Regions from separate parts of the Homo sapiens genome. Here region 2 is linked to region 1. The links are chromatin contacts, found by Hi-C or POLR2A ChIA-PET in ENCODE. All regions are on one chromosome and are shown on one strand. Each heading gives the region's core, a stretch centred on a gene start or an enhancer-like site at or near the end of the contact. The rest is flanking DNA. Distances are from core to core; before and after follow the strand shown. Region 1 holds the start of NDUFAB1 (NADH:ubiquinone oxidoreductase subunit AB1). Region 2 overlaps ERN2 (endoplasmic reticulum to nucleus signaling 2).

The links. A loop is a pair of places that touch in the nucleus more often than their neighbours do. ChIA-PET counts read pairs that join two places held with the same protein, here RNA polymerase II (POLR2A). Pooled maps may share reads with other maps.
Region 2: a pooled map shows a loop between it and region 1 (2.1-fold over the local background). The contact joins the enhancer-like site here to the promoter of NDUFAB1 in region 1. A Hi-C loop is called at or near these places in 1 of 50 pooled maps. POLR2A ChIA-PET finds 5 or more read pairs at or near these places in 6 of 52 experiments (A673, AG04450, H1 and 3 more).

The regions. Positions count from the first base shown.
Region 1 is chr16:23,594,981-23,599,234 of GRCh38, reverse strand. NDUFAB1 (NADH:ubiquinone oxidoreductase subunit AB1) reads left to right here and starts at 2,919. Exons shown (of 5, transcript NM_005003.3): 1 at 2,919-3,112. The coding sequence starts at 2,945. RefSeq lists a silencer at 3,172-3,261.
Region 2 is chr16:23,696,208-23,700,546 of GRCh38, reverse strand. ERN2 (endoplasmic reticulum to nucleus signaling 2) reads left to right here. Exons shown (of 22, transcript NM_033266.4): 13 at 1-8. Among named protein-coding and RNA genes, the nearest start is that of ERN2, 15 kb to the left of the region's middle. Within about 2 kb of position 1,251, at least 6 of the 41 ENCODE cell types and tissues checked have a DNase peak (open chromatin) inside an H3K27ac peak, as active enhancers do; they include PC-9, where a contact is called at or near this core.

The sequences.
Region 1 (4,254 bases), core at 1,670-4,169:
GGGTTGGTGGGATAGTTTGTGCTGGGAAGCTGACAGCTTTTATGCTTATCCATCCTTTGATGGGAATGTTACTGAAAAGCACCGGTGTTGTCTTTTAACTCTTCCTCATCTGCTAAGGATGTGATCTTAATATTGGGACTTTTACCCTACAGGCCATGTAGGCTGATATTTTGTCTTTATTTGTTTGCTGAAGGGAAAAGTAGCTCTCCCAAATTATTTAAATAAGAGATGATTTGTTATGTTTTACCAAAAGGATTAAATGTAACACTGAGGCCGGGTGCAGTGGCTCACGCCTGTAATCCCAGCACTTTGGGAGGCCGAGGCGGGCAGATCATGAGGTCAGGAGTTTGAGACCACCCTGGCTAACACGGTGAAACCCCATCTCTATAAATACATACATACATACATATATACATACATACGTGTAACACTGAAAGACTAGATAGGTCATGGGAAGAGATGGCCCCAATTGTGAACTTAGTAGGATTAGGTTCTTCCTAAGCTAAGAGCTACATTTTTTTGGGAAACAGAGTCTCACTCTGTTGCCCAGGCTGGAGTGTAGTGGTGTGATCATAGCTCACTGCAGCCTTGACCTCCTGGGCTCAATTGGTCCTCCCACCTCAGCTTCCCAAGCAGCTGGGACCACAGACATGCATCACCATGCCTGGCTAATTTTTTAAATTTTTTATGGAGACAAGGTCTCCCTGTGTTGCCTAGGTTGATCTCAAACTCCTGGGCTCAAGCGATCCACCTCCCTTGGCCTCCCAAAGTGCTGGGATTACGGAGGTGAGCCACTGAACCAGGCTTGCCTGTCTGGCTTGCTCACAGTTGCAGCCTCAACAATTAGTACGTAACAGATACTCAATTTTTTTTTGAGACTTTTTTGAGATGGAGCTTCACTCTTGTTGCCCAGGCTAGAGTGCAATGGCGCGATCTCAGCTCCCTGCAACCTCTACCTCCCGGGTTCAAGCAATTCTCCTGTCTCAGCTTCCTGCCTCCTGAGTAGCTGGGATTACAGTCACCTGCCACCACACCCAGCTAATTTTTGTATTTTTAGTAGAGACGGGGTTTCACCATGTTGTCCAGGTTGGTCTCAAACTCCTGACATCAGGTGATCCACCTGCCTCAGCCTCCCAAAATGCTGGGATTACAGGTTTGACCCACCATGCCTGGCCCCCAGACACTCGAGTTTTAAAGGAATGCTATAATAAATAGAAATTATTTTACAACAGTGGGATGAAACTATGTTTTTTTTGTTTTCGTTTTTTTTTTTTGAGATGGAGTCTTGCTCTTTTGCCAGCCTGGAGTGCAGTGGCGCAATCTCGGCTCACTGCAACCTCTGCCTCCCAAGTTCAAGCGATTCTCCTGCCTCAGCCTCCTGAGTATCTGGGACTACAGGCGCGCACCACCACACCCAACTAATTTTTGTATTTTTAGTAGAAATGGGGTTTCACCATGTTGACCAGGATTGTCTCGATCTCTTGACCTCGTGATCCACCCACCTTGGCCTCCCAAAGTGCTGGGATTACAGGTATGAGCCACCGCGCCTGGCAGCATACCATTACATTTTATTTTACTTGGATTTAACAAAAATAAAAAGAAATTGAGGTAAAACTGGTGACATTATTGGATCATTCATTCAGGCAGATTTCAGAATTTGGAGTCATTATCCCGTGTGTTTCCATTTCAGTCAATATCCTTTAGCTCCCTGCTTAGAAATAGGAATTAGCCTTCTTAAACTCCTCCCTCGCTTACCTATTTTTGTTAGCTATTGTAAGGAACATGGCTGTGCTTTGGTCAAGGATAGGCCAAGGTAAGATGTTTACATCCTGCGTGACTCAGCAAGTTTAGACAGAGGCGTATAACTCCACTTGTTATCACAGCCATGTAGGCATAACATGGGAAGGTCATCACTTGGCTCTAAGCCACTATTTTCTGTAAAAGGTATAATTGCCCTGCTGATACTGTACAGGCGTTCGTGCCCAGAGAAAGAGAGAGCCAGAGCTGTCAGTCTTTGCAGACAGACAGGGGGAGCCAGATCACAGCTGAGAGAGAGTTAAGCTGCTGACCCTGAAGGCAAGGGAGAGCCAGCCTCGCAGTTGTGTGGGGGAGCCATGGGACTAAGCAGCTGAGACAAGGCAGACAGTGTGAGAGAACTAGTGTAAGTAAGCTGCTGATGAGAGCTGCTGCTGAATAAAATCATCTTTCACCTGCCTACCGTCCCCTGAGTGTTCTTTCAGCTATCTGTTCATCCACCCACTCCCCTCAGACCTCGATATGGGCTGGAACCTGGCTGTGGGCATGACAGTTGGCATAGTCGTGGACCTGACAGCTATATTATACACTGTCAAGTTTTAAAACATGTATATTGTTTTAATCGTAATTCTCACATTTATTAGTCTTAGGTATTGAAATTGATTATTTTTTCACATTATTATATATATTTTTTTACCTATTCAATAAATGTTAATACTTGTGGAAGAATTGTGGAATCAAAACTTTGTCCTTTTTTTCTTTTAATCTTTTTTGTAATAGAGACGGAGTCTTGCCGTGTTGGCCAGGTTGGTCTTGAACTCCTGAGCTCAAACAGTCCTGCCACCTTGGCCTCCCAAAGTGCTAGGATTAAAGGCGTCAGCCACCGCACCCGGCCCCAAACGTTTAAACAGATGTATTTCAGAACTTTCAGATAAAAAATGAAAGTAGGTTTCTCGTGCCGTGTCGTTTAGGGAAAGACGGCGACGTCTGCACAGTTTAGTTGTGACACCAAGCAGTTGTTCGTCCCCGAACCTGGATGGGCTCCGAGGGCGCAGTGCCTCCAGGAGCCGCCAGGGGCCGCCACCGCCGGCGGTGCCCGACAGCGCTGCCGTGTGCGTCGCCTGCGCGCCGCCGGAAAGGAACCCTGGTCCGGAGGCGGCGGCGCAGTGCATCCTGGGTTGGCGTAGCCATGGCGTCTCGTGTCCTTTCAGCCTATGTCAGCCGCCTGCCCGCGGCCTTTGCGCCGCTGCCCCGGGTCCGGATGCTGGCCGTGGCCCGGCCTCTCAGCACCGCTCTCTGCTCCGCGGGGACCCAGACGAGGCTCGGGACTTTGCAGCCGGCCTTAGTGCTCGCGCAGGTGACTCGTGGTGACTTTGCTGCCGCTTGGCAAGGGTCAGGGATTGGGCCCGGTGGGGGTGGGGGCCGGGCATCCGGGGCGCGCCAGCTGCAGGCAGGGGTGACCCGGGGGGCAGCCGGCTCGCTCCGCAGCCCCGCTGCCTAAAGGTGTTTAGTTGACCCCTGACGGGAGGCCGGGTGACCTCGTAATAACGAGCAAGAGCACTGACTCGAGTCCAGCACTGCTGGGCTGCCGCTTACCGAAACTTTGGACAAGTCTCCTAGCCTGGCTCACACTCACCTGCAAAATTGGGATCCTGGTCTCTACCTTGCGGAGTAGCAATGAGGATTAGATGAGTTAATGCGGCTAGAGCACCTCGTACGGTCTCAAAATAGCGGTCACCGTATTGTAGTGAAAGCAGCATGCAAAGAGGCAGCCACACTGGCCTACAGCCTTCTCCAGAGCGGTTTTCTCTCTGCAGTTCTGTCCTTACTCTTCCCTGCAGCACCTTCTGCCTGTGTCCAGGACTCCTGGAAGTAATTCTAGGAAACAAGCCAAGTGACCTTTGACCAATAAGGATTTGAATTGCGCGGGTCCACTTATATGCGGATTTTTTTTCAACCAAACGCGACCAGTATTTACGGGATGTGCCGCCCCGCGTATAAGGAGGGCAGGCTCTTCCTATAAGCGGATTCTGCAAGGCTGACTGCGGGACGTGAGTGTGCGGGGATTTGGGTATAGTCGGGGGTCCTGGAACCAATCTGCGCAAATACCAAGGAACGACTGTACCTGTAGTATATAGCTTGAGCTGATGAAATCTGCGTGAGGCTGAAACGCCGGGAGGCAGTGATTTCGGTGTTGTTGTTGTTGTTTTTGAGACAGAGTCTCGCTCTGTCACCCAGGCTGTAATGCAGTGGCGTGATCTCAGCTCACTGCAACCTCCGGCTAACGGCAACCTCCGCCTCTCAGGTTCAAGCAATTCTCCTCCCTCAGCCCCCCCGAGTATTTGGGACTACAGGCGCCCGCCACCATGCCCGGCTAAGTTTTGTATTTTTAGTGGAGACGGGGTTTCATCATATTGGCCAGGTTGGTCTTGAACTCCCGACCTCGCAATCCACCCGCCTCGGCCTCCCAAAGTGCTGGGATTACAGGCGTGAACCACC
Region 2 (4,339 bases), core at 2-2,501, 100 kb before region 1:
CCCTGAAGGTGAGCCTGTGTGAACAAGACAGGGCAGTCAGGAACAGAGAAAAGCCAGGGGCAGATTTAGCTGCAAAGCTGGTTTATTAAAAGCCACTATAGTGGGGTGGTTAGGTCTACATGAATTAAGAAGAGTGTTTTGAGTAGAGCCTGCTACGTAATTGAGCACTCTAGGAGTGTCTGCTGTCATTTTTTCATCATTATTTTTTTGGAGACAGGATCTTGCTCTGTTGCCCAGGCTGGAGTACAGTGGCACAATCATAGCTCACTGCAGCCTCAAGCTCCTGGGCTCAAGAAATCCTCCCTCCTCAGCCTCTCAAGTAGCTGTGACTACAGGCATAAACCACCATGCCCAGCTAGTTTTAAAGTTTTGTTTTGTTTTGCAGAGATTGGGTCTCGCTATGTTACCCAGGCTGGTCTTGAACTGATGTCCTCTAGTGATCCTCCCACCTTAGCCTCCCAAAGTGCTGGGATTACAGGCATGAGTCACCATGCCCAGCTCATTATTGTATTATTATTTTCAAGGAACCTGGGTGTAGATAAAACTGGGTATAGATCTAAGGCTGCTCTCTGTTTACCTCTTTTGAGCTCAGTTTTTTCATTTGTCAAATGGGAATAATAACATCCAGTTCATTACATCATCTCATCATGAGAAGTCACAATCATTATTATTAAATAATACTTAGGTAATATTAATATTCATGTTAAAATGATGTTATATTTGGAAACAATAATAGTAAACGACCTTTGTACAATTTAGTACCTTTTATTTTTTAAACACTTATCTTTTCTCAATTTAGTCTTCTAAAGACTAAAGCCCTTTTAGGTTGGGCATGGTGGCTTACACCTGTAATCCCAGAACTTTCAGAGGCCAAGGTGGGGATTGCTTAAGGCCAGGAGTTCGAGACCAGCCTGGGCAACATAGGGAGACCTTGTCTCTACAAATAATACAAACAATTCGCCGGGCGTGGTGGTGTGCACCTGCAGTCCCAGCTACTCAGAAGGCTAAGGCAGGAGGATCGCTTGAGTCCAGAAGGTCGAGGCTGCAGTGAGCTGTGAATCTTTCAAGGTTCCTCTGGCATCTGGAATGTTCCAGGGGCTTCTTGCATGCCTTTACCAATCAGCCCAGGCTACTTCTGCTTGATTGGCTCTGGGCTGGCTCATGGTTTTGGTTGTCTTTGTGAACTTGTGCTGGCACCTTCTAGTCACTGCTCAAGCCACTTCCTCATACCTTGGCCCCACCCTGCCGTCACCTTCTCAGGCGGAAGTCTATGCCACACTTGGCTTGATACTCCAGTGCTGTTCGCAATGTCCGCCTCTGTGGTCATTGTGCCTTAGCCCAGAGGAAAACAGCTCCCCTTCCTCAGGGGTCAGCTCTTTTAGAGGGCCCTGCAGCAGGATTTCCTGAGCCCTGAGCTGTTGTAGTTTTTGTCATTTTACTGGCCCTGGGTGGGTCCAAGTAATACTCACCCCACTGTACCCCAAAACGCCCATCTCCCTGGACCTTCGGACTCGAGTTGAGTCTGGCTCATCTTTACCTGGACAACCAGGACTCCATCTTTCCCCAGGATCATTCTTGTCAAAGTCCTCATGGACTATTTTATGGTTCACAAAATTACAGTGGAGTCACAGCCAACTTTCATTTAACTTGAATAAATTTGGCTGGGCACGGTGGCTCATGCCTGTAATCCCAGCACTTTGGGAGGCCAAGGCAGGGGGATCACTTGAGGTCAGGGGTTCGAGACCAGCATGGCTAACATGGTGAAACCACATCTCTACTAAAAATACAAAAATGAGTCTGGTGTGGTGGTGGGTGCCTGTAGTTCCAGCTACTGGGGGGTGGCTGAGGTACAAGAATTGCTTAAACCCAAGAGGCAGAGGTTGCAATGAGCCAAGATTGCGCCACTGCACTCCAGCCTGGGCAACAGAGCAAGACTCCACCTCAAAACAAAACAAAACAAAAAACCCACAAAAAACAAAAACAAAAACTTACACAAATTCATCTACATGTGCTTGGCTGGGCCTCCCTCAGGACCTCTGGCTGCATCATGTATTCAATAACAAGTGGATGCAATCCAGCCTGAACCAGGGATAACATTTCTATAGCGCTTACTGTATACCAGGCTATACCAGGCAGTGTTCTGAATCCTTTGAATGCATTAACTCATGAGATAACATTCCTGTGAGGTGAATGTTATTATAGAATTCTCCTTTTATGGAAGAGGAAACTAAGGCAGAAAGGTCTAGTGACAACTCCCATCCTTACCCCCGGCTCACAAAGCTAATAAGTGGCAGCTCAGGGGTCCAAATGCATGTGGCTGGCTCCAGCAAGTGCCCTAATTTCTGTGGGATGGTGCCCCTGTTTGAACAATACCTGGCAAATACCTGTGAAAGAATGTGACTGACTGTAAGTGTTCCCCAACCTGTGTAGAAGCAGCAGCAAAGTCCATCATGTGTATGCAGGATTTCCAGAGGTAATTCTGACTGTATGCCCTTTCTCCCTGACACGAGATTTTTGATTACTTTAGAATTGAGCTTGGGAGGCTTAGGTGGGAGGATTGCTTGAGCCCAGCCTGGGCAACATAGTGAAGCCCCATCTCTACAAAAATTAAAAATACAAAAAGATTAGCCAGGCATGGAGGCACATGCCTGTAATCCAGCTGCTTGGGGGGCTGAGGCAGGAGGATTGCTTGAGCCCAGGAGTTCGAGGTTACAGTGAGCTATGATCACGCCAGTGCACTCTAGCCTGGGTGACAGAGTGAGCCCCTGTTTCTAAAACAACAACAACAACGACAAAAACTCCCACATTTGCTGCCTCTCCATTATAATTATGCAAAAGGCTAAGCAAAGTGATAACAAATATCTGTGTGTGCAGACTGAGCCTCCCCAGCTCATATATCTGCATTGAAGGCCTTTGTGGCCTTAAGTCTGGCCTGTCTCTTCGAGGGTGCTTCTGAACATCTAATCCAGGAAACTCTAAGCAAGTGTTTACTCCATGCCGAGAGTACTGAGAGCAGACACACAAGAGCCTCTGAGTCCAGCAGAGCCAGTGACACAAAGAGGGCCCAGAAGGGTGACTGTCACCTGCAGTCAGATGAGCAGGGTTTGTTCAAGCAGCTCTGTCCCTGCTCTCTGATCTGCCTGTTTTTCCTATGTGTGGGTGATGTACTTCCAGCAAGGCCCTGCCTGAGCCCATCTACTCCAGAAAGTCCAGTGTATACCAAAGGTACTGCCTGCATCTTACTGACAGATGAGTATGAACTCTAAGCAAATAATCCAGAGGAATGCTAAGGTGCAACTTGGTGTTTTCTCACTGATCCCTAATGCTGATTTTATTATTATTATTATTATTATTATTATTATTATTATTAATTATTGAGATAGGGTCTTGCTGTGTCACTCAGGCTGAAATGTAGTGGCGTGATCTCAGCTCACTGCAACATCTGCTTCCCAGGCTCAAGCCAATCCTCCCACCTCAGCCTACTGAGTAGCTGGATGACAGGCACACAACACCATGCCTGGCTAGTTTTTTTTGTAAAGATGGGGTTTCATCATGTTCCCAGGCTGGTCTTGAACTCAAGTGATCCACCTTTCCCGGCCTCCCAAAGTGCTGGGATTACAGGTGTGAGCCACGGTGCCCAGCCCTAATGCTGATTTTCATTTACTCTTCCCAGAGCTGATTGTAAAAACTGAAGCTAAAAACTCTTATAAAGTAGAGTGTTCTCAGGACCACCGCACTGCACAACTCTAGGGGTGCCATATATGTTTTGCCATATGAATAGTGCCCGTTGGAGCTGAGCAGGACACAGCCTGCCCAGATTTGCCAGGGTCAGAGTGAGACGTCTCTCACAGGCTGCCCAAAGGGAAGGGCAGTAATTGTCCCAACCTACAGATCTTTGCCCACCTGAGCCGACCCCACCCATCCTAATGGGAAACCGAGGCCTCTAGGGGTACCCCTGCTGCCCTGGAACTAACTCTGGGCAGGTTAGCATCCAATGCCCACTGCTTCTGTCCGGTCCAGTCTTTTTTCTGTGGCTATACTCACTCTCATCACTCTTCCAACTGCCAGAACTCACCTTACCTTGAAGTTGAAGCTGATTCAGTGTCAATTAAAAGGATTCAGTTACAACTGGTGGAGGTGGGCAGAATGGCAGAGGATGTAAAGGGAAAACAAAGCAAAACAAAACAAACCTGTGCAGAAGATGCTGAAAGAGGGAGAGAAATAAAAGAGGATAATATAGCAAACATCACCTCCACCCGTTCTTTCCATATATCCATTTAATCCTCACAATAATATTGTGTGGGCTCTTTAGCTTTAGCTCCCCACTCTACAGATGAGA